2 separate regions of the Homo sapiens genome follow, and region 2 is linked to region 1. Evidence: read pairs that join two places in POLR2A ChIA-PET (ENCODE). Cell type or tissue: Panc1. All regions are shown on one strand. Links, peaks and the distances in the headings refer to the core of each region. The heading gives the core; the rest is flanking DNA.

Evidence for each region. ChIA-PET counts read pairs that join two places held together with the same protein. Peaks named below come from ENCODE experiments on the same cell type or tissue, not always from the same donor. Only the 100,000 strongest peaks of a DNase experiment are listed, where the experiment ranks them.
Region 2: POLR2A ChIA-PET joins it to region 1 with 5 read pairs; 2 of 35 experiments call an interaction of 5 or more read pairs at or near these places.

Annotation. Positions count from the first base shown.
Region 1 is chr11:36,412,777-36,428,001 of GRCh38, forward strand. PRR5L (proline rich 5 like) reads left to right here. Exons shown (of 9, transcript NM_001160167.2): 4 at 6,479-6,527. Among named protein-coding and RNA genes, the nearest start is that of TRAF6, 90 kb to the right of the region's middle. In Panc1, for the core only: no CTCF peak of the experiment used is centred there; a DNase peak (open chromatin) is centred at 8,215.
Region 2 is chr11:35,890,586-35,905,810 of GRCh38, forward strand. LOC124902661 (a long non-coding RNA gene) reads left to right here and starts at 491. Exons shown (of 2, transcript XR_007062655.1): 1 at 491-524; 2 at 1,291-2,381. In Panc1, for the core only: a CTCF peak has its summit at 6,536; no DNase peak of the experiment used is centred there.

The DNA of each region.
Region 1 (15,225 bases), core at 5,764-10,763:
CCCTATAAGAGAGTGGCCCAGATCACTCTCTCATAGGGCCCAGGAGAAATCATTGAGCTCTGTTTCATCCTTTTCTTCTAGCATCCAGAACCATGTCTAACACATAACATTATGTTTTCAGTAAATGGCTAAGATTCAAAGAATTAATGAATGGGGTCTCCACTCTGAGTTCCTCTTTTTTTGGTGGGGGGAAGGTAGCTTTTAAGTGAGGAAGCGTCTGCCAAGTTCCACTGGAGATGGTGTATCGGAACAGAGGTGTGGAAAATCCCCTTCTCTCAATTCAGCTGAGACAAGAATAGAGGTTTTTTTCAGAAGCATTCTTTCCTTATAAACCAATGCAAGCAGAATAAACAGAGTATATACATGGATTGTAGATTTGTAACATGACTCAGCCACAGTCTGCTCACAGGCTGGCCTAGCCAGCACTGCTGGGGACTCCTGGCCCCCTTTCCTCATCTCTTCACTCTCTATAGTCCTGAGAACAAGGGTTCTTGGGTTACCAGCTTGAGGCAGGTCTGGATTGGTGGATTCCCAGGACTTGTGGGATTCTCTGTTAGCTGGTACACACCCTGCTTCCTGATGTCATGACCTTGGTAGGGACTTACTCCTGCGATTCTTTCTCGGGCTTCTGGCCATGCTGCGGTAACCTTGGTGGTGGTTATTAACTTCAGAATCTTAAAAATTTGTTTCTGAATAGGATTGTTTTGACATGGTTCAAAAATTTTACGCATATAGCAAGGGTATACAGTAGAGTCTCCACCCCTGTATCCCAGAAACCAGTTTTCCATTCTCTTTTCCTTAAAGATAAGTATTAGTAACGGTAGCTTATTGGGTATTCTTCCAGAGTTTCTTTATGCATGTATAAGGAATACATATGGAAACACAGCTGATGATACTGTATACTTTATTTTATTTATTTCTATTTTTTATTTTATTTTATTTTATTTTATTATTATTATACTTTTAGTGTACGTGTGCACAATGTGCAGGTTAGTTACATATGTATACATGTGCCATGCTGGTGTGCTGCACCCATTAACTCGTCATTTAGCATTAGGTATATCTCCTAATGCTATCCCTCCCCCCTCCCCCCACCCCACAACAGTCCCCAGAGTGTGATGTTCCCCTTCCTGTGTCCATGTGTTCTCATTGTTCAATTCCCACCTATGAGTGAGAACATGCGGTGTTTGGTTTTTTGTCCTTGTGATAGTTTACTGAGAATGATGATTTCCACTTTTATCCATGTCCCTACAAAGGACATGAACTCATCATTTTTTTATGGCTGCATAGTATTCCATGGTGTATATGTGCCACATTTTCTTAATCCGGTCTATCATTGTTGGACATTTGGGTTGGTTCCAAGTCTTTCCTATTGTGAATAGTGCCACAGTAAACATACGTGTGCATGTGTCTTTATAGCAGCATGATTTATAGTCCTTTGGGTATATACCCAGTAATGGGATGGCTGGGTCAAATGGTATTTCTAGTTCTACATCCCTGAGGAATCGCCACACTGACTTCCACAATGGTTGAACTAGTTTACAGTCCCACCAACAGTGTAAAAGTGTTCCTATTTCTCCACATCCTCTCCAGCACCTGTTGTTTCCTGACTTTTTAATGATTGCCATTCTAACTGGTGTGAGATGGTATCTCACTGTGGTTTTGATTTGCATTTCTCTGATGGCCAGTGATGCTGAGCATTTTTTCATGTTTTTTGGCTGCATAAATGTCTTCTTTTGAGAAGTGTCTGTTCATGTCCTTCGCCCACTTTTTGATGGGGTTGTTTGTTTTTTTCTTGTAAATTTGTTTGAGTTCATTGTAGATTCTGGATATTAGCCCTTTGTCAGATGAGTAGGTTGTGAAAATTTTCTCCCATTTTGTAGGTTGCCTGTTCACTCTGATGGTAGTTTCTTTTGCTGTGCAGAAGCTGTTTAGTTTAATTAGATCCCATTTGTCAATTTTGGCTTTTGTTGCCATTGCTTTTGGTGTTCAGACATGAAGTCCTTGCCCATGCCTATGTCCTGAATGGTAATGCCTAGGTTTTCTTCTAGGGTTTTTATGGTTTTAGGTCTAACGTTTAAGTCTTTAATCCATCTTGAATTAATTTTTGTATAAGGTGTAAGGAAGGGATCCAGTTTCAGCTTTCTACATATGGCTAGCCAGTTTTCCCAGAACCATTTATTAAATAGGGAATCCTTTCCCCATTGCTTGTTTTTCTCAGGTTTGTCAAAGATCAGATAGTTGTAGATATGCAGCGTTATTTCTGTGGGCTCTGTTCTGTTCCATTGATCTATATCTCTGTTTTGGTAGCAGTACCATGCTGTTTTGGTTACTGTAGCCTTGTAGTATAGTTTGAAGTCAGGTAGTGTGATGCCTCCAGCTTTGTTCTTTTGGCTTAGGATTGCCTTGGTGATGCGGGCTCTTTTTTGGTTCCATATGAACTTTAAAGTAGATACTGGATACTTTCTACAGGGTCTGTGGACTAGACTGGGTTCTGGTGATGTGGTGTTTGTGGGACAGCATCTTCCTCAAACTTCAGGGAATCAAGCTGGCTAAAGTGTTGTGTTGCCTTACGTAATTTCCAGCAACAACTTCAAGCTTCTCCAAGGCTTTACATGTAGACATAGAGAAGAGGACACACAACCCAGTGCTTCTTTACATATGATTTTTAAAAATGCATCTGTGGGCCAGGCACAGTGGCTCATGCCTGTAATCCTAGCACTTTGGGAGGCCAAGGTGGGCAGATCACCTGAGGTCAGGAGTTTGAGGTCAGTCTGCCCAAAAGGGTGAAACCCTATCTCTACCAAAAATAGAAAAATTAGCCAGGAGCAGTGTTGCGCGCCTGCTCTCCCAGCTACTCAGGAGGCTGAGGCATAAGAATTGCTTGAGCCCGGGAGGCAGAGGTTGCAGTGAGCTGAGATCACACCACTGCACTCCAGCTTGGGCAACAGAGTGCAACTCTGTCTCAATAAAAAACAGTTAATTAATTAAAAAATAAATAAAATGCATATGTGTTCTCTGTGTTTAAAAATCAAGGAGCTATATATTTCAATTCTAAGGGCCTATGGGGAAACCCCTTCATATAGTAATACAGACTTGAACAGCAAGTTATAAGAGTGGAATTGACCAACAAATATGTTAGTGTTGTGTAAACTAAAATGTGTATTCTTATTTTTCTCTTCCCATTTTACAAGGTAGCCTGTTGTATGTACACACTGTTCTGTATCTTGCATTGTTTCTTTGCTTACTATGACTTAGATCTTTCATATTATTTAGAGCACTTCTTCACACCCTTTTTAAAATAGTTGCATAGAATTCCATTGCCTGGATGAACATAATCTTTTTATTAGCACTTTATTGGTGCATATTTATGTTGATTTCTATATTTTGCTGCAATGAAAAACTCTGCATATATATATATAACATGTGACCCTGTCTAACCATGTTATCATGCCCAGACAGAAGGCAGGATTTTGTAAGGGATAAGGGCAGTGTAGCTTACTGATTTGCCCAGGTAGAGCAATAGAATCTTGACTTAAATTATTAAGAAAGGTCTTTTCTGTTCAGATAATTCTATGAACAGTACCTAGTGGAGAAGGTTTTGCATTCTGGATTTTATAAAAGGACAAGTGTGTGGTTCTCCTACTGTACCTGGCTATGGCCCATTACATTTAAAGTATATAAAGCAGATTACCACATCGTGTCTGGTTCCTCCTCAGTAAAGAAATGGTTATCACTATCAGCATGGCGAAAGGCCCCTCTTCATGTTCTACTTCTTTATTCCTAACCATTACCATCTCATCCCCCCTGTTACAGCTGCTTCTAGCTTCAGAGTCCTTTCTGCTAAGTCTTTGTCTTGGAAGTTGCATTGTCTGCTCTTTAGCTTCTGCTCTGTTATTGGCTGATTTCTACCTAGACTTTTCTCTTCCTGGGACACTCTGCAGAATTCTGGCCTTGGCTGTGGCTTGCTGCACCCTAGCTGCAATGTAAGGCTGCTGTGCTTCCACCCTCCCTGTAGAGTGAAGCCCCTTCGTGCCCTCCCTGATAGGAGGGGAGGAGATGTCTTGGATTCCTCAACTGGGTAGCATCAGGATGCTTTTCTGCATCCCGCTGTGAGATGCCTGGGGCAACCTTTACTTGTTCAGTCATATCTAGCCCAAACTCACAATTATTACACCATCATAGATCCCTCCTCCGTGCTGCTCTCCAGGAGTGTGTCCATAGTTTTTTATTTTGAAGTCCCCCTTAACCCCGACCTTTTTCTTTTTCAATCTTACCCATGGCATCTTCATGAGCATAGTGTTTTCCCACTGTGGGTTCCTTGGGACACCAATTCCACAGCGTATTATTTGATCTCAGAAGCACATTAGTCCCTCAGCATCATGAGTACCCAAGATATCTCCTTGGGAAGCTCTCTCCTAAGTAGCCTATCAGTAGGACTTGTTTTTCCACTTGTGCGCAAAGCTTGGCTTCTTCACCTATGGTTTTGAGACTTCCCAAGGATGACGAAGACTTTGTTAGGAGGTGTTTCTCCCTCCTGTGGTCAGAAGCAATCTCCTTACCTCTTCCTGTTTCAAAGCCTCCGTCCACTTGGGGCTGCCCCATAGGTTGCTGTTTCCTGTCTGAGAGACATGTCTAGCCTCTGCCTCAAAGACTAGTGATGCCCAACCCGCTCTTAGTCCAGTGGCTTTTGATGAAGGCTTCCCTCTCGGATCAGACCTGCCCACATCTGAGAGAACTCCTGGGTTGTGTTGACAGGGTGGCCCTCCATGAGACTGCCTTTAAATTGGCCCTCAAAATGCAGCATCCACAACAGACAAATATTCTGTCATGGGAAAAGGAAGGTATTTTCTTTGTTCAACGTGTGTTTGTGGCTTTCCAGGGCTTTTTCTGCTACAGTAATTCAAATCATGGGTGGTTCTCTATTCTTTTGTCTTAATTTTATTGTGCCTGTTTTCTCTGCACATAACATCTTGCTGTAACCTCCTGTTTATCCTTCAGTGACATGAGTGAACGTGTTTTGGGGGAGTGAATACTCAGCAAGCGTCGTCAGAAACTTGAGCATTTGCTCCTTAATAGCCATAGCCAATGGGATGAGCAAAGAAAGTCATTTGAAATCATGAAGGGTTTACTCACTGGATCTGGGGAGCCAGTTATTCTTGCTTTTTGTTCCCTTACCTTGTCTGGATCAAAATAAAGAATAGTATGGATAGTTCCATTATTTGTCACAGGGAAAAGGAGAGCTGGTGTCAATATCCCTATTTTCCATTTGTATTTTATTAGCACTTAAGATTCGTTGAAATCATCTTGTGAGTATATTTATTAACGTGCTATCTATCCATCAGCCCCCAAGAAGAGAGCAGAGACCTTGTCTGTCTCATTCACCTTTGAACTCCTTGTGCTAGAACAACGTGTAACACATAAAGAGCTGCTCAATACATCTTCGTTGCTGGATAAATAAAATCTCTCTATTGTCCCTGCTGTGGTCCCCTTGGAAGACTGCCTCAGTCCATTGGGCATGGGTTGTAAGACCACCCAAACCATGGTACCAAGTTGAATTTTAAGTTAGGGTGAGGGGAGGGGGTTCTGGATTTGGAGGAGAGACAGGGTGGAGTTATGGGAAAAGATGTTGAATTTGCAGAAAGTCTGGGTTCACATCTTGGCTCTGCCACTGACTTATTTTGGGGAACTCTCTGAGGCATAATTTTAAAAATCTGTACAGGAAGAATAATAATTACTACTACCCGCGGTGGCTCACACCTGTAATCCCAGCACTTTGGGAGGCCGAGGCGGGCGGATCACGAGGTCAGGAGATCGAGACCATCCTGGCTAACATGGTGAAACTCTGTCTCTACTAAAAATACAAAAAATTAGCCGGGCATGGTGGCGGGCGCCTGTGGTCCCAGCTACTCGGGAGGCTGAGGCAGGAGAATTGCATGAACCCAGGAGGCGGAGCTTGCAGTGAGCCAAGATTGCGCCACTGCACTCCAGCCTGGGAGACAGAGCGAGACTCTGTCTCAAAAAAATAATAATAATAAATAATTACTCCTACCCCACCCCACATACATTTTATAATCCTTAGTTGAAGAATGTATGAAAAATGTGTTTTAAACTATAAAGTGCTCTGCAAATGTGGAGGAGTGCAAAATGATGATCTTTCTCTTCCTTCTTTTTGCTTCATATAAAGTCAGGTGCCCTGGCCTGCCCCTACCAGCTCTGCTAGAATTAGGATTTCCTTTGGCCAGCTGCCCTCTTCACAGTGCTACTTTCTCAGAGTGAACTGAGGAACGCATCTCCTTCTAGGCTTCCCATCACTGCAATTCCATGATAACAATGGGGGAAGGGGGACCAGGACCTAAGAAAGTGCCCTCAAGATCTCAGACCTGGCCCCACCCCGTGCCACTGGTGAGCACATTGTCACCATGAGCTGTACCATCAAGGGCTGCTTGACGGTGTTTCTCTTCTCCCTTCTCCCCAGGCGGCTGTTGAAGAGTGAACTTGGATCATTCATTACAGACTATTTTCAGGTAAGCTGTGTGGATCTGAGCATCCATCATTATCATGCATGTGGGGGCATGGACCTAAAAGGGGTGGCCAATACTGTACAGTTGGACATTCCTTCAACAGACAAAATTACGTATCTCAAGTCCCTGCTGTGTGCTGCACGTTGCAGAGGGGCACCACTCCTGTGTCTCCCAGCAGTTAATGGAGATCACAGTCTCATGCAGCAGTTCTCAGGCATTTTGGTCTCAGGACCCCTTTACACTCGTAAAACGTATTGCTTATTTGGGTTATGTCTATCTTTACCATAATAGAAATTAAACCTGAAGAGCTTTAAAATATGTCTTAATGTATTTAAGTAATAAGCCTATTACATACTAGTGCTAATTACATTTTTATGAAAAACAACTCAGAATAAAATAGAAAGGAGATCTCTGCATTGTCTGGCTTCATAGAAGACAGTTGGATTCTTATATCTGCTTCACTTTCAATTTGTAATGATATTGCATGCCACGTAGTTTTGGGAAAATTCCACTGTAAACTCGTGGAGAATGTAAGGGAAAAAAACAAATAGCTTAGTATTACCGAGAAAATAGTTTTGACCATGGGGATCCCTTGAAAGAGTTTGGGTAGTGGGGGTCCCCCAGGGGACCCTGAATCATACCACATCTGGATCCATTGTCTGGATCAGTCAGACTTCTCCCCTGTCTATACATTGTTGGTATAAAGCTAGTGAGTTTAAGGTTCCAGGACCAATCAGAGGATAGTTTCTAATTCACAGACGCAAGCTGTTTTCATGACTCTAACCAAAGGCATATGGTGGAGAGGGAATGGGGAGTGTTGAGTGACAAGGAGTCACTGACTGGACGGCACCTTAGTGAAGTCAGAATCCCTACTTCTCACTCATTTGCTGAGTGGGCAAGCTGTTTCACCTCCCTGTGCCTCAGTTTCCTCATCTGCGAAATGGGACTAAAAATACAACTTACCTTAAAAGTTTATTATATGCTTTATGTGAAATAACACATGTAAAGCACTCTGTACGTAGTGTGTAGGGGGGCAGTATAGGGTAGTGGTCAAGATCACAGCCTTTAGAGGCAGAGTGCTTGGGTTCAGTGCCCAGCATAGCCACTTACTAGCTATGTGACCTTGAGCAAGTTGCTTTACCTCTCTGTATTTCCTTTTCTGTGAAACAGCAGTAATAGGACCAAACCTTATAGGGTTGTCGTGAAGACTAAATAAGTTATTTATAAAAAGTGCTCAGTGACTAGCAGAGAGTAAGACAGTAATAAGTGCTTATTAAGTTTATATAAGTGCCTATGTGTTATTCTAAGGTGTAATCCATCTCTTTTAATGGGAAAGTAGCATGAAATGCCTAACATCTTGGTTTCAAGTTAGCAATGTTATTCTGTGTCCAAATAGAGCATACTTTTAAGACAGTTTAAAGAGATTTTAGGTTTTGAAAACAGTACAGGCATCCTTTTATAATTTTTCTTTATGAGATTCAGGAAGCTTAAACTTTTATGTGCACTTTAAAAGAATGACATGTCAGTTGTTTAAACACACACACACACACACACACACACACACACACACACACACACGGACAGCTCCTCTAAATCTGGACAAACCAAGACCCAACAGAAGCCTGGAATTCAATCGGGTCATATGTCTCAGCTGCTTGGAAGACAGCTCCTGTTCAGGGAGAGACAAACATAAAGATTAAGAGAGAGATAATTAGTCACAAATGTGAATCATTTCAGTCACCCTTGACTCAAAGGTCAGTCTTGGCCTCACTCTCTTCTCTTGCTGTCTCTACTGATTGATTTTTTTTAAAGCTAACTACAGAGAAGTGGTTTTTCAGTCAGTCCTGGAGAAACCTGCTGGGTTGAATTGCCTTCCTCCTTGACATTTAAAAGCTCCATGGTTTGGTGTGGTTTCAATCAGGTTTTAAATGTCATTTGTCTTTTGGTGCTGGGGGTTACCCCTAGGACAGATAGGAAAGGGTGTTTGGGTGGGGACTTGTTTATCTGGGAAGCCTTGAGGTTTTTGGGGGCGGTTAATACTGCTTACGAAGCATGCCAGATGCTTAACAACTAATAACCACTTGTCATTTCCTACCGGGAACATAATCAGAAATGCTGCTTTGTGAATACAGAATCTCTTGCTGGGGTGTGGGGCGAGAACTAGTTTTCACAGTTTTAAATCGAAGTTTATTTAAGGTGCTGATCTGGAAAGAAGGCTCTCCTAGATACAGTTTTGTTTTTTTCTTTTTTTAATAGATTTTAAGTGTCATGTGGGCACACAGCTTTTTTTTCTTTCTTTTTTAGTCTTTTGGTTCCCCACTCCCTACAAAGTTCCTGGAACAAAGTAGATACTCAGTAAACCTTCCTGGGAGAGAGGGAGGGATTTTCTGCCACAGATCACTGAAATGATTTTAGGCGATGCGTGCAATGACATTAAATAACATTAGGGCTTGTGGTTAGAAACTGCTCTCCTCTTTTATTTTCCTTTCGCCCTTGGGATTGTGCTAGAGAGGATCTTGAGTTGTACCATGGTGTCCTCTCCCCTCCTCCAGGACTTGGAAATCTCCCTCGTTTGAAGAAGGAGGAGCAGTCCTCGAACTTAGTGTCTTCAGCTAGGGATGCTGACTAGTTAGGATTTCTTAACATTATTTTGTTGGCATTGAGTTGATCATTGAGTTCCATTCCACTTAGTGTAAATTATGTTGCTGTGGTTTCTGTTTTAAACGTATTTACTTGTTTAAAAAGTGGATTGATATAAGAAAAATAGTATGCAAAGAATAATCATGTAGGTGGCCCTGGCTCTGGCCCTAGTCATGCAGGTGGTTCAACAGAGACTCAGATTTGGAAAGCCCATTACCAGGCACTGCTTAAAAATGGGCTGGTTTCAAACCATTCACTTTACAGAAGAAATCTCCATATAAGGAGACACGTCCCAGAGGGAAGGCTTGTAGAGGCGAGCTTAGCCTTCACATTTGACTGTCAGATGTCGTTTCAGGAGGGAAAGTCAGGAGGAACTCCAGAAAGTGTGTTCCTCCAGTAAAGGGGCAGAAGGAAGGCCTGGAGACAGATGAGGAATGGAACCCAGGGGTGGACAGGAAAGTCACCAAAACCATGGACCTGGCTGTTGGGAAAGGTGAAAGATGGGCTTCCTGGGTGCTGGGCTCTGCATTGCAGAGGCTCAGATGGCCATGCCTAGACATCTGCATTCAGCAGTCAAGTCTGTCTCCTCACCCTGACCCCCAACTCTGAGCTTGCCACTCATACAGCCCTTTCTGTGGCTCTGCTTTTGAAAGCGAACATTCTCATTTACATTCTGTGAGTCTTAACACAGAATGTCCTGAGTGGGGAATAATGAAAATGACCCCAGGTGAGGCCAAGAGAAAGCAGGTAGGAAAATTGTGCTTATCTCATGCCTGCACACAGAGAAGACAAGCTGTGTGATCTGCAGAAGCCCAGCTACACGTCCATAAGGCACTGGCTGGAAAAGTCTCTGACATTTCCAGTATTGATTTTTTTCCCTTTCCCTCTGTTTTGAATTGTGTCCGGAAGGAAAATTGGGGTTTCCGAGAGAAACACTATATACTAGTAACAGCTCTGAGGGATAATTGGTTTCTTGTAATTTTTGAAACTGATGATATGAAACGTTCTGGATTTTCCTATTTACCTCATTAGGTATCTTGGTGGTTCAGAGCATGGGTGTGTTTGCAGATTGCACTTTCTGCTATTCTGTATCTACTGGCTTTGTTTTGTGTGTTATAAGCTTTTGCCCCAAGCCCAGAAAGTTCAATTCCTTTTGTTGGAACTGGAGTTTTGCTTGATATAGAAACTCAGGCTAGAGTCAGTGGCTTTGAATGGGTTAATACTAGGAAGAGAGGAAACTTAGCTACTACCGTTGTCAATAGGTCATGGATACCTGGTAATGTGTGAGATACATTTGTGTGCATGTATGTGTACGTGTGTGTGCATGTATGCATATATATGTATTTTTCCATTTGCTGCTCATATCTGCAAGAGTCCCAGGAGGCCAGTTTCCCCTAGAGTTTACAGCATATGGCAGAGAGCTGAAGGAGTGTAGCGTTAACTGAAGACCCGGATGGATGGCAAAGAGTTTAAATCAGGCCCAGAAAAGGCAATTATACTTTGTTGGGACAAAGGTAGGACTTCTAAGGATTCACGGCAAGCTGGATGGAGAGAAGATCAAGAGTGGTGAAGGTAACTTTTGTGATTTCTAAATCCAAATTGAGGAGGAGAGAGAAGTTTCAGCTGTTCTTTGATCAGCTGGACAGGCTCCTCTAACAAGCAGGACTCCCAAAATGGAAAAAGAGCTAATTGGGTGAACAGAAAGTAGTAAAAGGAATTCCACATACACTCTGCTTTGAAGGTAAAATTGGGGCCTATCTACACAGGGGGGCTTTGAACAAGTGGAGCGGGGATCTGGTGAGAAGACAGAGGAGAAGTTATGTTTTTAGGTGAGAGGTCATCAGAGGTTGCATTTTTTGATTTGGCCAGTACTTAGAGAAGAACAGCACTGTGGAATCTATAAGCTTTGGGGTGGCCTAGAAGCTCCCACTGGCCACTGTGAGGGGCGAGAATGAGGGGGAGCCAGACTGGGGGCTTCGAGAAGCACCCCTGGGTGTCTTGGGCTACTCGCTGTGGGGCTCGCTGCCTGTCAGAGGTCACCTCTCAGCAGCTTTGCCATTCTTAATCTCCTTAGCAATTATTTGAATTTTGTACAATTAGTTGAATACTTTGATTGTACTTTTATCATACTTTATGAGTCTCCGTGGAAAAAAATGGATCTTGACATTGATGACCACAGGTCTTAATATAATTGAGATAAAGATGAAAATCAATAGGCTTGCAGAAGTGGCAAATCTTTATCCTCATTGGACTCAGGTTATTGCACATCAGTTGTGGAAGAAAGGAACACATGGGTACCAAAGGCTGAAAATATATCACCCGAAAATGAGCTCTGAAGATGAGGTGTAATTAGGGATTTTATAATCCTTTCAAGCTCTATGAGGACAGAATTCCTCCTAAATCATGGAAGTGTGGTATTCTACACAAGTATGTATTTGCAAGAACTCATTATATATGGAATTTGGTGATTTACTGTAGAAGAGAAAGGAATGGCAGGAGCCAGGCTTAGGGCATTGATGGGGGAGGCATAAAAGGTAGGAGCAGATGCTGGAAACAACGTGGTATTAAAATAGTGGAAACACTCAGTGATTCAGTGGGCATGAGAAGTAGAAACTGAGTTGGAAGCGTCGGGAAATTTTTGTTCAATATGGAAAGCAATAAGGTGACTTTCTCTGAGGCTCTTGAAGAGCTATAAGGAGAACAGAATTAATGATAATGGTAGTGACGGCTAACATTTTCAAGCACGTACATGCTGGGCATTGTTGTAAGCTGAAGGTTCTCAAAGTATGGTCCCCGAACCAGGAGCTTCAGTATCAGCTGGGAATCTGTTAGAGAAGCAAAGTTTAATGGATTCAGAAACTCTGGGGTTAGGGCCCAAGTGATCTGTTTTTTTTTTTTTAGACAAAGTCTTGCTCTTGTCACCCAGGCTGGAGTGCAATGGCACGATCTTGGCTCAATGCAACCTCCGCCTCCCGGATTCAAGTGATTCTCCTGGCTCAGCTTCCTGAGTAGTTGGGATTACAGGCGCACCCCACCATGCCTAGCTAATTTTTGTAATTTTAGTAGAGACAGAGTTTCACCATATTGGTCAGGCTGGTCTCGAACTCCTGACCTCAGGTGATCCACCCGCCTCGGCCTCCCAAAGTGCTGGGATTACAGGTGTGAGCCACCGCCCCCAGCCACAATCTGCGTTTTGATGAGTCCTGCATGATTGTGAGGCACGCTCAAGTCTGGCAATGCTTTCAGCATTTCCCCTGGGCTAACTCATTTATTCCTCCTGATAACTGATGAGGACGGTTCTGTTATTACATATCCCTCTTTTACAGATGCTGCCACTGAGGCTCAGAGATGGGGGTTATTTGTCTAAGATACAAATACATACAGCTAGTAAATGGTGGCATGAAGACCCAGCCCAGGTCATCTGGCCACAGAAGAAAAATCTCTTGGATTATATTTAAAATGCCCTCAAGGAATCTCCAGGAAAAAACCCAAAAACCCAGGCAGGAGGAGTTCCAGGGTTACTTTATTTGTTGTTGTTTTCGTTTTGCATGTTCAGCAAGTCAGACATGGACTGTCTTCCTTCTTCCTTATAAACATAACCTTTTTAAGGCCCCAATGCACGCTTTAACTATGGCTGAAACAGTGCTAAATGAAGAATTAGCATTAGCACCGAATTTCCACTTCTTCAATCTCCATCTGGGGACTTCTCGCGGGTCTCATCACACCCACACACACCAACATTGGCTTATTAGGAACTCTCTGGGCCTGGGAGTAAGTTGTGTTTGTAAGACTTTGTTGTTTATCTAGGAAGGCATCCAGGTTCACAGGAGATGTGCACATCATTAGAGGTGATGGCTGGCCTTTCAAAGTCATAGAGGAAAAAAAAAAACTGGAAGTGGCCTATAATTTGCAGCCCTGGGTTTATGCCAACAACAGGAACCTTCTAAGACATTGATATCACCAGAAGCAAATGTCTGGAGTGAAACTGGTTAACACAGGTTCTGGGAAGGCAGAGCAACACAGCTGCCACCCCTCTGGGGTAGGAAAGAATATCTCACTTGGAAATGGAATCCACTCGAGTGCCAGGCACTCCCCTTGCTAGATGTTGAATGTGGATAGTCGAGAGGAAGGCCCAGCTGGGTGGAGGCCCTGTGGCAGAACCCAGTTACATGGCCTGAGATTGCCAAGCCAACTGCCCCAGTATCTGAATCTGTAATGGATCCCATCTGCTTTCTCCTCTGGGCAAGGACATAGGACACCTCTCTAAGGCAGGAGAGCATGATGTCTAAAAGCACCAGCCCTTCTGCCAGTAGGTCTGGGTTCTAATCTTTGTTAGAACACTTACTAATCTAATCTTCTAATCTTTGTTAGAACACTTCTAATCTTTGTTAGAACACTTACTTTGTTAGAACACTTACCTCAGCCTCGTTACTTAGTCTCTCTGATGCTCAGTTTTCTTAATAGTAATCCAGGTGGAATCATGGGAACTACTTCATATGGTTGATGTGGTTACTAAGTGAGATGACGTACACAAAGTGCCTGATTACATAGTGAGCAGTCAACAAGGTATAAGTATTTGTATCAGTATTTTTATTACTATTGCTAAGTAAACCAGAAGAATATAATAGGGGAAAGATATGGGCTTTGGATTCAGACCAACCTTGGTGCAAAGTCTGGTCTCACACTTGCTAGTTGCTTCTTTGAGCCTCAAGTTCTTTATTTGCAAAAAGTGGATAGGTTGTGGCGAAAGTAAAATGTGAGAAGGCAGGAAAAGACTGTAAGACAGTGTCTGACACTGAGTAAAAACCAATAACTGACTCCACTGACATTCTTACTGCATTGTCATCACCACTAAAACATTAAAAGGGACGGTAGCTAGCAGCCTTAGTGTTTACAGAATTCCTGCTTCCTGGTCTGTGTGGAAAGTTCTTCCTGCTGGGAAGATGGGGTTCTCCCTGTACCTAGCCTTCTTGGTTATCCGTCTCATCTGGGTCCATCCCACCGGGTTGTGAAGGTGCCTGCTTGGCAGGAGGCATGCATCATTGGTAGCCCCACACCACCCATGGCCACCCTCTGCTCTGTTCTGCCCACCTTTCCAACCCACCCTCTGTGATGACCCGGGAGGAGCTGGGTCTTTCCTGTCCACTGAAGACTGGGTGGTTTTAGACGCCTTTCCCCAAACATCTTGTTTACATTTTTCCTAGCTAAGCCTCATTTTTCTGTTTGCAGCCCGTTTTTCTATGTCTTAGGAAAATTAGATACGTCAGCTGTTTTTCTTTTTCACTTCCATCTCCTTTGCCACTTCATTATAGTGCGACTTGACTGTGTCCAAGTTCATTTATGGGGTGGGGAGAGGATGCATTAAGTAACAATGGGCCCAGTTCCAAGTCCCAAGTTGCTTCCTGGGTGGTTACTATTTAGTAACCATTTTTGGCTTAGTCTTCTGCCTGGGGAGGTGGTGGGGTTGGTGCCATCAGGCAAGGAGTGGGACAAGAGAAACTTGGGTCATCTCCAGCTCTGTTACCATACAGCTCCATCACTACAGCTCAGCAGCCAGCAAACACTCAGAAACTTCTGGAGTCAGGCATTGGTCAGGGGATGGGAATACTGTGAGGTGAGGTCCAGGAAGACTGGACACTTAGGAAGAACAAACAATGCAAGATGGCTGCCTGAAACCCAAGGCTGGGTTTCGCCCCGCCTTCAACCCATTTGAGCAGGCTTAAGCCCCACAGATGTCAAGTTGGCCTATCTTTAGGTGAAGTGACAGGGTGAGCTTCATAATTTGCAGAGCCCAGTGCAGAAGGAACATGTGGGTACTCAGCATTCTGTGCAAGAATCCTGAATGCCATTCTTCTCACCACCTCTAATGTCAACACTGGTGTCCCTGGCTTCTTCTAAAACAACTCTACTCACCAGACTGGTGTGGGGATGCCAATCTCCCCTTCCCACTGGCCTGCCACTGCAGCTCATAGTGGGCAGGTAACCCCAAGAGATTGCACATCTGCACTGGGCACTCTTGGTACCTAGATGGAGAGTGGGCGAGAGGTCCCCATTGAGTCAG
Region 2 (15,225 bases), core at 5,433-10,432, 520 kb before region 1:
AGAGCACACAACCTAGATCCCTCAAATGCGCAGTTTGCAATAGGGTTGACGCTCCTATAAGAATCTGTCAGATCAGCCACAGCATTAGTAGGTGGAGCTCAGGCAATAATGCTCACTCCCCTGCCACTCACCTCCTGCTGTACCAGTACCGGTCCATGGCCCTGGGGTTGGGGACCCCTGCCTTACTTCATTACCTTCAATAGTTCCCCATTGTTTTTATGATGAAATTTCTATTCCTCAGATTTTCTCACAAGTTTTTGTTTGTTTTTTGTTTTGAAACAGGGTCTCACTATGTCACCCGGCTGGAATACAATGGCACAAATACAGCTCATGGCAGCCTTGACTCCTGAGCTCAAGCAATCTTCCCGTCTCACAATGCCTGGCTAATTTTTTATTTTATTTTTTTAGAGATGGTGTCTGGCTATGGTGCCCAGGCTGGTCTTGAAATCCTGGGCTCAAGTATTCCTTCTGCCTCAGCCTCCCAGTGTGCTGGGATTACAGGGATGAGCCACTGTGCCCTGCTGGTAAGTTCTTAATAACCTGATCCTGCTGTATCTTTCCCTTATCTTTCACTCCTCCCTCTGCAATCCTCCCTCCACTCTCCTAACCCCACCCTCCGCCAACCCCTGCTTCTCTCCTCCAGCATATGGAAGTCTTTGCAGCCCCTTGGATGCACTGGACTCTCTTTCAGTTTGGAATGCTGTACCTGGAGGGTGGGAACAACATGCCCTTGCTCCACCCTGCTAACTCCAATTCTCACCTCAAATCTCAACACAGGAGTGCTTCCTCCAGGAAAGCCTCCTTCAAGGCTGAGTTGGGCATCCCTCCTGCTTGCTGCCATAGTTCACTGTGCTTACCTCATCACAGTTATTCATTCACAAGTATTTACTGAGTGTTCCCATATAGCAGCCACTGGGCTAGGTCCTAGGAATACAGTGGGAAGAAACACTAATAAATAAGTAAAACAAACAAATACCTGATAAAATCCTATTCGTGATAATTTCTGGGAAAGAAAAGGATATACATGGAAAATAGGGGGTGAGGTAAAGACCACCTTATCCTATTTTATTCTTATGTTCTCTTTATTACTCTTTCCACTAGACAGCAGGTACCCCAAGAACAGAGATTTGTGTTACTCTTCGCTTTACTTCTAATGCCCAAGTAGGATGCAGCATAATGAAGGCATTCAATAAGAGCTTGTGGTATGAGCCATAACGATTTTCTCTTCCTTCCATTTCCGGGCCTGTTTTCAACATTGTTGGAAACTGGAAATTTCAAATCTCTTTCCAGGAAGGGTCAACTGGACAGAGAAAAAAGGACATTGAACGAAGACACTCTGAATTCAAAGGACAGAGAACAAAGACCCTGGCTTATTTGGAAATCAACCTCCTTCCCTAATCTGCCATGTATTTGATATCTATCGTTATTGGTATTTTAAATATAAGGACGTTTTAAATATGACCTCAAATTCTTTGACAATGCTTCCTCTTGAATGTGGGCTGGTCCTAATGACTAGCTTCCAATGAGTAGAAATTGCAGAAATGATGTGTTAATTTTGAGGCTACATCATAAAAGACAAAGATAATGCAGCTTCCATCTCCGTCCCTCTTCCATCTTGCTCTGTAGGAAGCCAGCTTCCATTTTGTAAGGACATTCCAATAGCCTAAGAAGCAATGCCCATGGTTAGGAACCGAAATCTCCTGCCAAATGACAAATGAGTGACCATCTCAGGAACAGCTCCCTTACCCCACCAAGCCTTCAGAGAGGACTGCAGCTCCAGCCAAAACCTTAGTTGCAACCACATGAGAGAGCCTGAGTCAGCCATTCAACTGAAGTGTTCCCAGACTCCTGACCCACAGAAATCCACAGATAATAAAAGTTTGGTTTCAACCACTATGTTTTGGGGTAATCTATTATGTAGCAGTAGATAATTAATATAATTTGTCTGCACACTGGAACTTATGTCGTAAAAGAAGGGAGTTAGCTGGGCCTTCTCTGCAAGAAAAGCCTCTCTCCATTCCAGACAAAAAAGGGGAACTTGTCTGAAAAATCAGAAGGGTAGTGGGATGGACTATTAGTGTCCCCCTAAAACTCATAAGTTAAAATCGAATTTGCAATGTGATGGTATTTGGAGGTGGGTCCTTTGGAAGGTAATTAGGTCATAAGGGTGGAACCCTCATGAATGGGATGAGTGACCTTGTAAAGGGAACCCCAGAGAACTTTCTTGCCCTCCCTCTTTCTGCCATGTGGAGATACAAGGAGAAGTGGACACTCTGCAACCAGGAAGAAGACCCTCACTAGAACTGACCATACTGGAGCCCAGAGCTTGGACTTGCAGCCTCTGGAACCACAAGAAATAAATTTTTGTTGTTTATAAACCACCCAGTTTACAGCTGATATAGTTTGCATGTTTGTCCCTTCCAAATCTCATGCTGAAATGTGACCTCCAATGTGGAAGGTGGGTCCAGTGGGAGGTATTTGAGTCATGGGCGTGGATCCCTCATGAATATCTTGATGCCCTCCCCACAATAATAAGTTCACATGCGATCTTTCTGGTTGTTTAAAAAAAAAAAAAAAACAAGAGAGAGATGGGGACCTCCTCTCTCTCTCTCGCCATGTGATACGCCTGCTCCCCCTTTGCCTTTCATCATGATTGTAAGCTTTCTGAGGCCTTACCAGGAGCCAAGCAGATGTGGGTGCCATGCTTGTATAGCCTGCAGAATCGTGAGCCAAATAAGCCTCTTTCCTTTATAAATTACCCAGTCTCAGGTATTCCTCTATAGGAATGCAAAATGGACTAACACAATGGCACTTTGTTATAGCAGCCTGAATCAAGACAGGTAGTTGCTTTTCCAGCTGTAAAGAGACTGGGCCTATCTTGGATTCTCAGGTTTCCAGCCTTCTCCATAACATCCCCTATGACCCCAAAGGAGTTGTGAATGTAAGTAGGCATATAATTAAAAATTCATGCATCTTGAAAACTTTCAATGTGTTGGCACTGTTCTAAAGAGCTTTGCATATATTAACTCGTTTAAGCCTCACAACTACCCCGTGAGATACTATGATTGTCCCTGCTTTACAAATGAAGAAACTGAGGCACTGAGGAGAAGTAACTTGCCAAAGCAAGCTTTTAATATTGGAGAAAAGACCCTAACAAAAAAGAAGGCTTACTATGTGACAATCATTTTAACAAACACTTTCATAGCATTTTTCTTAATCCACAACACAAACCTGCAAGAAATAGGTCAAAGGCCTATTTTAACGATAAAAAATGAGGCCCTTGAAGGGTAAGTGACTTGCCCATTGTCATACGGGACGTGGCAGGTGTGGGTTCAAAGTCTAGGTCTGTTGCTTTCAAAGCCTTCTTTCCTCAACACCCAGCTGCCTCCCTGCTCCCCTACCCTCTCTCTGCTCTCAGCTTCAGATGTGTGCTTGGCAGATCCAGAAAAATCCCTCGGGTGCTGGCCAGCTGCCTAAATGAGGAATGAGGTGACAGCCCTGAATTTACACATGCCCAGGCACCTCCAGGCAGCTGTTACCTGCACCCAAGTCTATGCTGATGTGCTTTACCACAAGCCTTGGGTCAGAGATGAGTGAGAAAAGTGGGCAGAAAAGGAGCAGGATAAATGGGCTGCAGTAAGCCCAGCTGTTTTGGCTTCAAGGCAAGAGTTCAGTAAATCCAGAAACACCTGTGCCTGTGACATTCCTGCGGTCGAAGCTGCCTCAGGGCTTGGCTCTGCTTCCCGGGATGAGGCAAGAGTTCAGAGGAGATGGACAGAAAAAACTCTCCTGACTGTCAGGAGAAGGGAAGAGCCCCATCTATGAAGTCAGACGGGCTAGCCTAGGAGAAATTCATACTGTGTATCCATCCACATACCTGTGTTATCTGTGAGTAGAAAACCTGCTTCCCTGCACATAACACGCACTCACTTGTCCATGTTAACTCCCTCGCCTCTCCACTCTCCTGTCCTCATCTCCAGAGTTTGAGGTACCCCTTGACTTAACATGGAAGTCAGCAGGCCATCCTCATGAGCTAGAAATTGTTAGCTCTCCTTGCATTTCTCTAAGGCAATGGTCTGAGACCTCTTTTGGGTACTTGGGATGATTGCATTTTGCTGTAATACAGGGGAAAGAAGAGAGCTGTGGGAGTCAAATTTTGGGGGCTTAAAGATCACCTGGAGTGTGTGTTAGAAACACAGACTCCAGTTTCATTCCAGTAATTCTTATTCATTGGGTGCCCCTATGAATGGGCTTTTTTTTTTTTTTTTTTTTTTTTTGACAGAGTCTTGCTCTGTCACCCAGGCTGGAGTGCAGTGGCACAATCTCAGCTCACTGCAAGCTCTGCCTCCCAGGTTGACGCTGTTCTCCTGCCTCAGCCTCCCGAGTAGCTGGGACTACAGGTGCCCACCACCACGCCCAGTTAATTTTTTCTTGTATTTTTAGTAGAGACGGGGTTTCACCGTGTTAGCCAGGATGGTCTCGATCTGACCTCATGATCTGCTCGCCTCGGACTCCCAAAGTTCTGGGATTACAGGCGTGAACCACCATGCCTCGCTGAATGGGTATTTCCAAGCCACCATCTGGCCACACTTAGAGAAGCTCTGGATTAAGAAGAGTTTCAGGCATTCAAGAAAAGCATCCCATATTCATCCTCTTTGACAAATTATTAGATCCTGGTTACCTTTAACCAGTTTAACGTAAAATTTCAGATTATGTCTTCATAAGAATTTATAACAAATTTTTAAATTTCAGATTCCATTGAAAAGCTGATGAACATCTAAAAAGAGAGAAGGTAGGGCTTATCTCCAAAATCAAAATGGTAGTTGCTTTTTTATCCTTGGGAGACTAGACTTGTCTTTAGGGTTCTTCAGTCCCTTCCAGAAGCCAGTTTTGTTTTTCCGTGTTTGTGTCTGTGGTAGACAGAATTTTGGCCCCCATTAAGCTGTGAAGTGTGTGGTAAGTTGTTATATAGCACTAGAAAACTAACAAAATCTAAATGTTTTCATTTAAAAAAATATTTTGGGGCTGGGTGCGGTGGCTCATGCCTGTAATCCCAACACTTTGGAAGGGCAAGGTGGGCGGATCATGTGAGGCCAGGAATTCAAGACCAGCCTGGCCAACATGGCGAAACTCCATCTCTACTAAAGATACAAAAAAATTAGCCAGACATGGTGGCACGTGCCTGTAGTCCTAGCTACTCTCGAGGCTGAGGCAGGATAATTTCTTGAACCTGGGAGGCAGAGGTTGCAGTGAGCTGAGATTGTGCCACTGCATGCCAGCCTGGGCAACAGGGTGAGACTCTATCTCAAAATATAAAATAAAATAAACATTTTGGTCTAGAATTTTGTTTTCTGTTTTGGTTCAGTTTGGTTTTTGGTATTCTTAGACTTGAATTCATTGCTGGATGATTCTCTATGTAGAAGTTCCCTGCCTCTCTTTGAAGACCACATCAGATGCCACTTCCTACAGGAAGCTTTCCCCAAGTAAGTCATTTGTTGTCATTAGCCTAATGGTCTTTGCTGGAAAAGTCCCCATTTGTTGGTGAGTGAGAAATGGGGGATGTGATACCATTTGGATATGTGTCCCCACCCAAATCTCATGTTGAGTTGTACTCCCTAGTGTTGGAGGTTGGGCTTAGGGGAAGGTGATTGGTCATGGGAGTGGATTTCTCATGAATGGTTTGGCACCATCCCTTGATGCTGTGCTTGTGATAGTTAGGGGGTTCTTGCAAGATCTGGTTGTTTAAAAGTATGTGGCACCTCCCCGCCTCTTGCTTCTGCTTTCGCCATATGACATACCTGCACCCCCTTCACCTTCTGTCATGATTGGAAGCTTCCTGAGGCCTCCCCAGAAGCAGATGCCACTATGCTTCCTGTACAGCCTGCAGAATCATGAGCCAATTAAACCTCTTTTCTTTATAAATTACCCAGTCTCGGGTATTTCTTTATAGCAATGCAAGAATTGGCCTAATACAGGGTGATAAAGGATTGAATGTATATATGAGGAGGGGGGGATGTTTGGGAGCCAGACAGAAAGATAAGTTCATTCATTCATTCGAGAAATATTGATCAAGCATCTATTATGTTTCTTCTAGGTGCTAAAGATACTCTGGTGAATATGACAGACAAAGTTTCCCTCTGTCTACATTGTAGAGGAGGCAAGCAGATAATACAGAAGTCAACAAATAAATAAAGAAAATTCTCCAGACAGCAATAAGTCCTACAGGGGGCAAACTTCCAGTAATACGTGAGAAACAGAAAAAGGAAGCCCCTTTAGAAACAGTTACTATTAAAGCCTTCGCTAAGAATGTGATTGTTGAGCTGAAACTTGGATGATGAGAAGGAAAATGTGCCCAAGAAGGGAAAGAGCAATTGCAAAAGCCCAGAGACTGGAGGGAACTTGATATGTTTTCTGAACAGGGTAAAAAAGGACTATTTGACAAAGAAGCAGTAAATGAGTGAGAAAGTACAGCCGAGGTCCGATTAGCAGACAGAGGCCAAATCAACTAACGTCTTGTAGATCACAATGAGGATGTGGGTTTTATTATATGTGTACTGGACAGCTAGTGGATGTGGAATATTATTGCAGCTTCTTCCAGACCAGACTCTTGCAGGAGTCAGATCTTGGGAAAGGGGTTGTGTGAGGTTGGAGCTGTAGGAGGATGCAGCTGCAGTCAGAACCATGGCAGGCTGGCAGGGATGATGGGAAGGAGAGAATAAGTATTCCAACTGCTCTAATCTTGCAGTCTCTTGCCAGTCCCTCCCGCTAGCTACAAAACAGAAAGGGAGAGGACAAAGCCACCTTGGTGATGCAGTTATCCAAGTGGTCAGCCTCACAGAAACAGGAGAGAATGTGTTGGAGAGGGCAAAGGAGATCATTACACACAGACTTGCTGTTTTAAGTACCTACAATGTCTTCTCAGCTAGCAGACTACTAGTTTATCTTCATAACTACCTACCAAAACCCACCCGGGCGGAGGGAGATAAGTGGAGTTAATGTATTCTAAGGTTCTTCCATTGTCCAGGAAGTAGTAAAAGTACTAATTAATACTAAACTATTATAAATCAGGAATGCATGGTATAAATTCTAAGGTGATCACTTAAAAAGGAGATAAAAGAATATATACCTAAAAGGCCAATAGAAGGGGGATATGGAATGATAAAAAAAAAACTTGACCAATTCAAAAGAAGACAACAAAGGAGAGGAAAAGGAATATAGAACAAAGAAAAGATAAATCATACAATAGATTTAAACCCAACTAAGTTATTATTTCAGTATTTCCATGAATGTACATTGACTGTGCTACAATTAAAATGTAAAAATTGTCTAATTGGATTTTTAAAAAATCCTCAACTATTTGCTACTTATAAGAAACATATCTTAAATATAAGGGCATAGAAAGCCTGGCTATAAATAATTGGCAAAAATATGCCATATAAGCATTAGGAAAAATAAGGATAATATATAGTCACGTATCAGAAAAAGTAAACTTTTTTTTTTTTTTGAGATGAGGTCTCACTATGTTGCACAGGCTAAAGTGCAGTGGCAAGATTGTGACTTACTACAACCTGGACCTCCTGGGCTCAAGCCATCCCCGCAACCCCAGCCTCCCAAGTAGCTGGGACTACAGATGCATGCCACCATGCCTGGCTAATTTTTATTTTTTGTAGATATGAGATCTCACTATATTGCCTAGGCTGGTTTCAAACTCCTGGCCTCAAGCTATCCTCTTGCCTTGGCCTCCCAAAGTGCTGGGATTACAGATGTGAGCCACCACATCTGTTCAGAAAAAGTAAACTTTAATGTAATAAGCATTACTAAAGATAAAGAAGGACATCTTACAATGAGAAACGGATTAATCCACTAAAAAGGTATAACACATCTAAATTTTTTTCTTTCTTTTTTCTTTTTCTTTTTTTTGTTACTGAAACAAGGTCTTGCTCTGTTGCTGAGGCTGGAATGCAGTGGCATGAACACAGCTCACTGCAGCCTCAGCCTCCTGGGCTCAAGCAATTATCCCACCTCAGTCTCCCAAGAAACTGGGACTACAGGTGCACGCCACCATGCCTGGCTAATTTTAGTAATTTTTGTAGAGATGGGGTTTCACATGTTGCCCAGGCTGGTCTTGAACCTTGGGCTCAAGCAATCTGCCTGCCTCAACTTCCCAAAGTGCTGCGATTACATGCATGAGCCACTGCACCTGGCCTGTATTTTCCAACATGTAATACATAGCCTCAAAATATAAAGCAAAATTAGCATAAGAAAAGGGGAAAATAGATAAATCTATTTCTCAGGAAATAATAGAAGAAGTAGACAAAAATCAGTAAGGATAGAGAATATTTGAACAGCATAATTAACAAACTGCTTATGTAGAACATCGCACCCAACAAATGAGGAATATAAATGTCATTCAAATGAACACAGAACATTTACCAAAACTTGACAATATGAATGGACAAAGCAAATCTCAGAATATTCAGAATAATTGAAAGCATACAGAATATGTTGTTAGACTACAGTGCAGTTAAACTAGAAATCAATAACAAAAAGATAACTAGAAAATATCCACTACTAAGAAAAAAAGTTACAGAAAACCTAAATAAATAGATGGATATACCATCTTCATGGATTGGAAAACACAATATTGTAAAGATGACAATGCCCCCAAAATGACATATGGATTCAATGCAAGCTAAAGTAAAAACCCAGCAGCTTTGTATGAGAATATGCATTTGGCTGGTGTTAACAAGCTGATTCTAAAATGCATATGGAAATGTAAAGGATTAAGCACAGACAAAATAATATTCAAGAACAGAGCTGTAGGACTGACACTATCAGGTACAATGCTTATTACAATGCAAGATTTACAAATGTGGAATTATTACAAGAGTATAAAAATAGACCAGAGACATAGAACTAGAGACCAGAAACTGATACACACATACGTGATCATTTAACTTACGATAAGATGGAAAACAAGTTTTTTTTTTAATAACTTGCTCAGGAGCAATAATAAATCTTAAGGGAAAAAAAATAAAATCTTGATCCCTACCCTTACGTCATACATAAAAAGCAATTCTAATCATGTTGTACACAATACAACAGCTAAAATGTTATCTGTCAATTTAAAAAATTTTAAATTTTGTTGGCCGAGCACGGTGGCTCATGCTTGTAATCCCAGCACTTCAGGAGGCTGAAGCGGGTGGATCACGAGATCAGGAGATTGAGACCATCATGGCTAACACTGTGAAACCCCGTTTCTACTAAAAATACAAAAATAAAGTAGCCGGGAGTGGTAGCGCGCACCTGTAGTCCCAGCTACTCAGGAGGCTGAGGCAGAAGAACGGCGTGAACCTGGGATGCGGAGCTTGCAGTGAGCCGAGATCGTGCCACTGCACTCCAGCCTGGGCGACAGAGCGAGACTCTATCTCAAAAAAAAAAAATTAATTTTGTCATAAAATTGATGATTTTACATGATTTTTCTAAGATATTTTAAATAATAAACTATTTTCTTAAATTAAAAAAAGACAGTTCTAGAGGAATGCAACGTAACTTGAAAGGTAAAACAAAATATGTCTTCTAAAAGTTAAAAACAGGAGAATATCTTTGTGATCTTGAAGTAGTTAATTTTTTTAAAGGAATTAAAATTGATAAACATGATGGAAACCTTTATAAATTGGACTATATTAGAATCAAAAACTTTTTTTCATTTAAAGGCATAATTAAAAGAGTGAAAAGGCAATTCAAAGAGTGGGACAAAATATCTGCAACACATAATTCCAAAAAAGGGACTCATATTCAGCATGCATAAATAACTTCCACCATTCAGTAAGAAAACAAACATACAATCCAGTGACTCAATAGAAAAATAGAAAAATGGAGCTGGGCATGGTGGCTAATGCCTGTAATCCCAGCACGTTGAGAGGCTCAGGTGGGTGCATCACTTGAGGTCAGGAGTTTAAGACCAGCCTGGTCAACATGGTGAAACCCCATCTCTACTAAAAATACAAAAAAATAACCGGGTACGGTGGTGAGTGCCTGTAGTCACAGCTAACTGGGAGGCTGAGGCAGGAGAATCGGTTGAACCCAGGAGGTGGGGGCTGCAGTGAGGTGAGATCGTGCCACTGCACTCCAGCCTGGGTGATAAAGCTCTCAAAAAATAAAAAAAGAAAGAAAAAGAAAAATAGAAAAATGAGCAAAATAATGGGCTTTACAAAGAAGCTAGCCTAATGGCCAATAACTATATGGAAAAAATGATTAGCTTAATTAGACATCAGAGAAATGCTAACTACAATATGATGTCACATCTACAAAAATGGGTAAAATTTAAAAGGTAGACAATACTAAGTGTCGGCTGAGATGTGGGACAACCTGGAACTCCTGTATGTTGCTTATAGCACTGCAAACTATTTGAACGGTCTATGAAAGTTGAACATATGCATACCCTATAATGCAGACAATTTTATTCCCAGGATACCCCCCAAAAATACATACATACATTCCCCAAAAGACATGTTTAAGAATATAGTGTCATACTAGCTTACATGTTCATACTGGAAGCCACTCAAATTCTCATCAATGTTGAAATGATAAGTAAATTTTTGTGTATTGATGCAATGGACTACTAAACAGCAATGACAATAAACTATAATTACATGTAATAACATGAATGTAACAAACATAATATTGATCGAAAGAAGGCAGATACACACACCAAAACATACAATACATTATTCTATTTATATAAAGCATGGAAACATATACTATTGCATTAGAATTTGGATGATAGTTGCCATAAGGAGTGGGTTTGTGGTTGGAAGTAAGTAAGAGGGAGCTTCTGAAGTGCTGGTTACACAAGGATGTTTAATATGTGAAAACGTACCCAGTTGTGTATTTATGGTTTGTAATTTTAAAAAATCAATTCCTGGTGGATGGATAACTATGACTATCAAAACTAAGAACTTCTGGACTAACAGAGCCACATTGAAGGTGGTAGGTAGAAAAAAACTAAGTCACTTTGGAAAATAGAACTCTGGTTATATATTGTAAAGCTAAAGACAAAAAGAACCATATAGAAATATTGTACTATAGTTAAGTACATTTCCTTCTTATAAAGCTATGAGGTTAAAGGTTAAGTACATTTGCTTCTTATAAAGGTTAGCAATTCTGAAAGCATTTGATGTCTATACTAGGTTTGAGCAAATAAATACATTGTAGATAATGACAGGTTGTTCACTATCAGAGAAAGAAGATAAAAATGAGGGAAATGAAGGTCAAAGAAACTCTGTGGTGTTAGATTATAACCTATACCATCGGTATGAATTCATGGCTTTTAATATGCACTCCCACAGAATGCATAGATATAAAAATAAACATAGCTATATGTATGTTTGTGCTGTACATATATGATATACTTCCTAGCTCTTTCTGTTGAGAGGGACTAGAAGCACTGAAACCTCAGTAACAATGTGCAAAGCTAGCACCAAGATCTTGATTTATAAATATCATCTTACAATAAAAGGAACAATAAATCCTTGGAAAAATGGTTGACTCCAGAGCACGGACAGGGAAAACAGAAGATGAGCCTGGAGCATATCGTGGGACCCGAAAGTAAGTTTACAACCAGAAAACGAGGTGATATTGATAGGAATCAACCTGAAAGAGCTCCCAATGGTTAATCCTGGGACCATTTGAAAAACAAAATAAATAAGAAAGAAATGAATTGTAACCCATAAAATAAAATTAATATCCTTGAGTCCATATCGGTATAATTGAATAAATAAATGGGGGCAAAAGGACACTACTTCCTTACGCAGAATTCCAATTAATAAGTGCAAAGGGAATTATAGAAAATCATCATAGGCAACACCAGAGTAATAATTACTGGGAGCACAAATCATTGCAGGATGCCAAAATTAGTAGGTAAAGGTAGAATGAGAAACAGGATAGTTGTATGGTCCTAAAGTATGTCCCTACAGGATACTTATTAGTTATAAAGGAAAAAATAGTAAATTTACTGTGAATTCTGGCACATATCACCTTAATCAAAGTTAACCCGACCAGTAACAATATCAGCATCCTATACTTTCTGATATGATGCACTGAGAAAAGCAAAACATCCATGTTATTCTTGAAAAAAAAAAAAAAAAGCATAACCCCAATCTAATCATGAGAAAAACTGACAATATCAAGTGCTGTCAAGGATATGGAGCAACTAGAACTCCCATATGTTGAGAATGAGAATGCAAAATAGTACAGCCACTTTGAAAAACAGTTTGGCAATTACTTATATATGAACATTTACCATATGATCCAGCAATTCCATCGCCACGTATTTACCCAAGATAAATGAAAGCTTGCATCCACACAAAGACTTCTATACAAATTTTATAATGGCTTTATTTGTATACAAGTCAAAGCTTTACCAAAAACTGGAAACAGCTCAATGTCCACCAACTGGTGAATAGATAAACCAGTTAGTGCCTATATATTCTTTACCCAGCTTTGTCTAATAGTAACATAACCAGAGTAAAATCATTGAAATGAACAAAAAAATAACCAAATTGTGGTACATCCATTCAATGGAATACTACTAAGAAATGAAAAAGAACAGACTACTGATACAACCAAATAAAGTGTCTCAAATGCATTATTCTAAGTGAAATAAGCCAGACTCAAAAGGCTCTATTCTGTATGACTCTATATGTCAATTCTGGAAAAAACAAAACTATAGGGATTAAAAACAGGTCAGCAGTCTTCAACCTTCTTGGCACCCAGAACTGGTTTCATGGGAGACAACTTTTCCACGGGGTGGGGTAAGGGGGATTGTTTCAAGATAAAACTGTTCCACCTCAGGTCATCAGGCATTAGATTCTCATAAGGAGCACACAACCTAGATCCCCTGTATGTGCAGTTCACAATAGGGTTTGTGCTCCTATGAGAATCTAATGCCACTGCTGATCTGACAGGAGGCAGAGCTTAGGTGGTAATGCTCACTCACCTGCCACTCACCTCCTGCTGTGCAGCCAGGTGATAACAGGCCACAAACTGATACCATGACCTGGGGGTTGTAGACCCCTGAGATAGGTGGTTGCCATGGGCTGGAGTAGGGGAAGAGGTTGACTAAAAAGGGGCATGAGGGGGCCGGGCACAGTGGCTCACGCCTGTAATCCCAGCACTTTTGGAGGCCGAGGCGGGTGGATCATGAGGTCAGGAGATTGAGACCATCCTGGCTAAGATGGTGAAACCCCGTCTCTACTAAAAATACAAAAAATTATCTGGGTGTGGTGGGTGGGCGCCTGTAGTCCCAGCTACTGGGGAGGCTGACGCAGGATAACAGCGTGATCCCGGGAGGTGGGGCTTGCAGTGAGCTGAGATCGCACCACTGCACTCCAGCCTGGGCGACAGAGCAAGACTCTGTCTCAAAAAAAAAAAAAAAAAAAAAAAAGAGTAGGGGGCATGAGGGAATTTTAGGGGGTTAATGGGACTGTTCTATTTTTCAATTGTGATAGTTATTACATGACTGGAAATATTTGTCAAAATTCAGAACTATACACTAACAAGGGTGAATTGTACTCTATGTGAATATAAATCATACTCAAAAACCTGACTTAAAAAAAGACAAAGTAAACCAAAATTTCTTAGATACGCCATGTTTATAGTTACTAATTATTGGAATAGTTTTGCTAATTATGAGAAAACATTAGAGAGTCCCAAATTGAGGGATAGTCTACAAAATACCTCTTCAAAAGTGTTGAGCTCAAAAAGACAAAGAAAAACTGAGGAATCACCCCAGATTGCAAGAGACCAAGGATACATGACAATTTTAGTCAATGTAGGAATCTTAGGTTGGATCCTGAACTGTGAAAAGGGCATTAGTGGACAGTTGACAAAATGGGGATTAAGGTCTGTAGATTAGTAATAGTATTGTGGCAGTATTAATTTTTTGTACTCTGGTTAAGTAATATGTTACTATTAGGGAATGCTAGGTAAAAAGTATACAGGAACTCTCTGTATTATTTTTTTAAGTCTAAAATGATTTTATCGTACAAAGTTTTTTAAAAATTAACAACTTCTATTTATTAAAAGATTCTATGAGAATGTAAAAAGGCAATCCACAGAGTGCAAGACAGTATTTGCAATACATATATTCAACAAAGAACTCATTTCCATAATATATAAAGAAGTCTTTAATATTAATAAGAAATATATATAACACTCAACAGAAAAAGGATGAAAACTGTTCTAAGCACTTCACAGAGGAGGATCTCCAAATGCCAATAAACATAAAAGGTATGCAATCTTATTATTCATCAGGAATATGCAAAATAAGACCAACAAGATGCTGCCACCCACTTAACAGAATTGCTATCATTAAAAGACCAATAATACCAAGTGCTGGCAAGTATTTGAACTGATACAGGACTTTCATACCTTCTTGGCAGAAATATAAATTGGGACAACCTACAAACAGTGAATATATACATACCCTCTTCCCCATTAATTCTGCCTCTAGGTACATATAACTAAGAAAAATGTGGACATATATTCACCAAAAGACACATACAAAAATGTGATAGCAGTACTACTTGTAATAGCCCCAAATTTGCAAATCAAATGGCCATCAACATAAATTGTAGTGTAGTCATCCAATGGAATGATATGCAGTAGTAAAAATGAAACTACCATTATCCATCACAACACGATTGAATCATACAACTGTAATGTCGAGCAAAAGAGGAAAAATTTAGCTTGATGATAGAAGTCAGAATAGTGGTTACCTTTGGGAACAGGCAGGCAGCGACAGTGAGGGGACATGAGGGGACAATTGTTACACAGCTGTGCTCACTTTGTGAAAATGCATTGAACTATACACACATCTGCATATGTGATACTTACAAAAAGGTTTAATTTTTAAAATCCTTTGGAAGGCAAAGAATAGGGAGAGAAATAGAAGTGTTTTCATGAAAATATTAAAAATTCCTTTTGTTTTGAAGAAAACTATTGTTCTGTGTAATACACTTCTCCATATGGGCGAAGAAAAGCGTCCGGATAGCCCTCTTCAATGTAGGTATGATGTAAAAGCCAAGACTTCTGTGTGCTAAAACAGTAGCAACAACATAAACAAATATCAAAAGGAAGCAGACAGAAAAATTAGAGAAGAAAGTAACCATACACATCTGGAGAACCAAAAGCAAACAAACAAACAAAAAAATTCCAAGATAT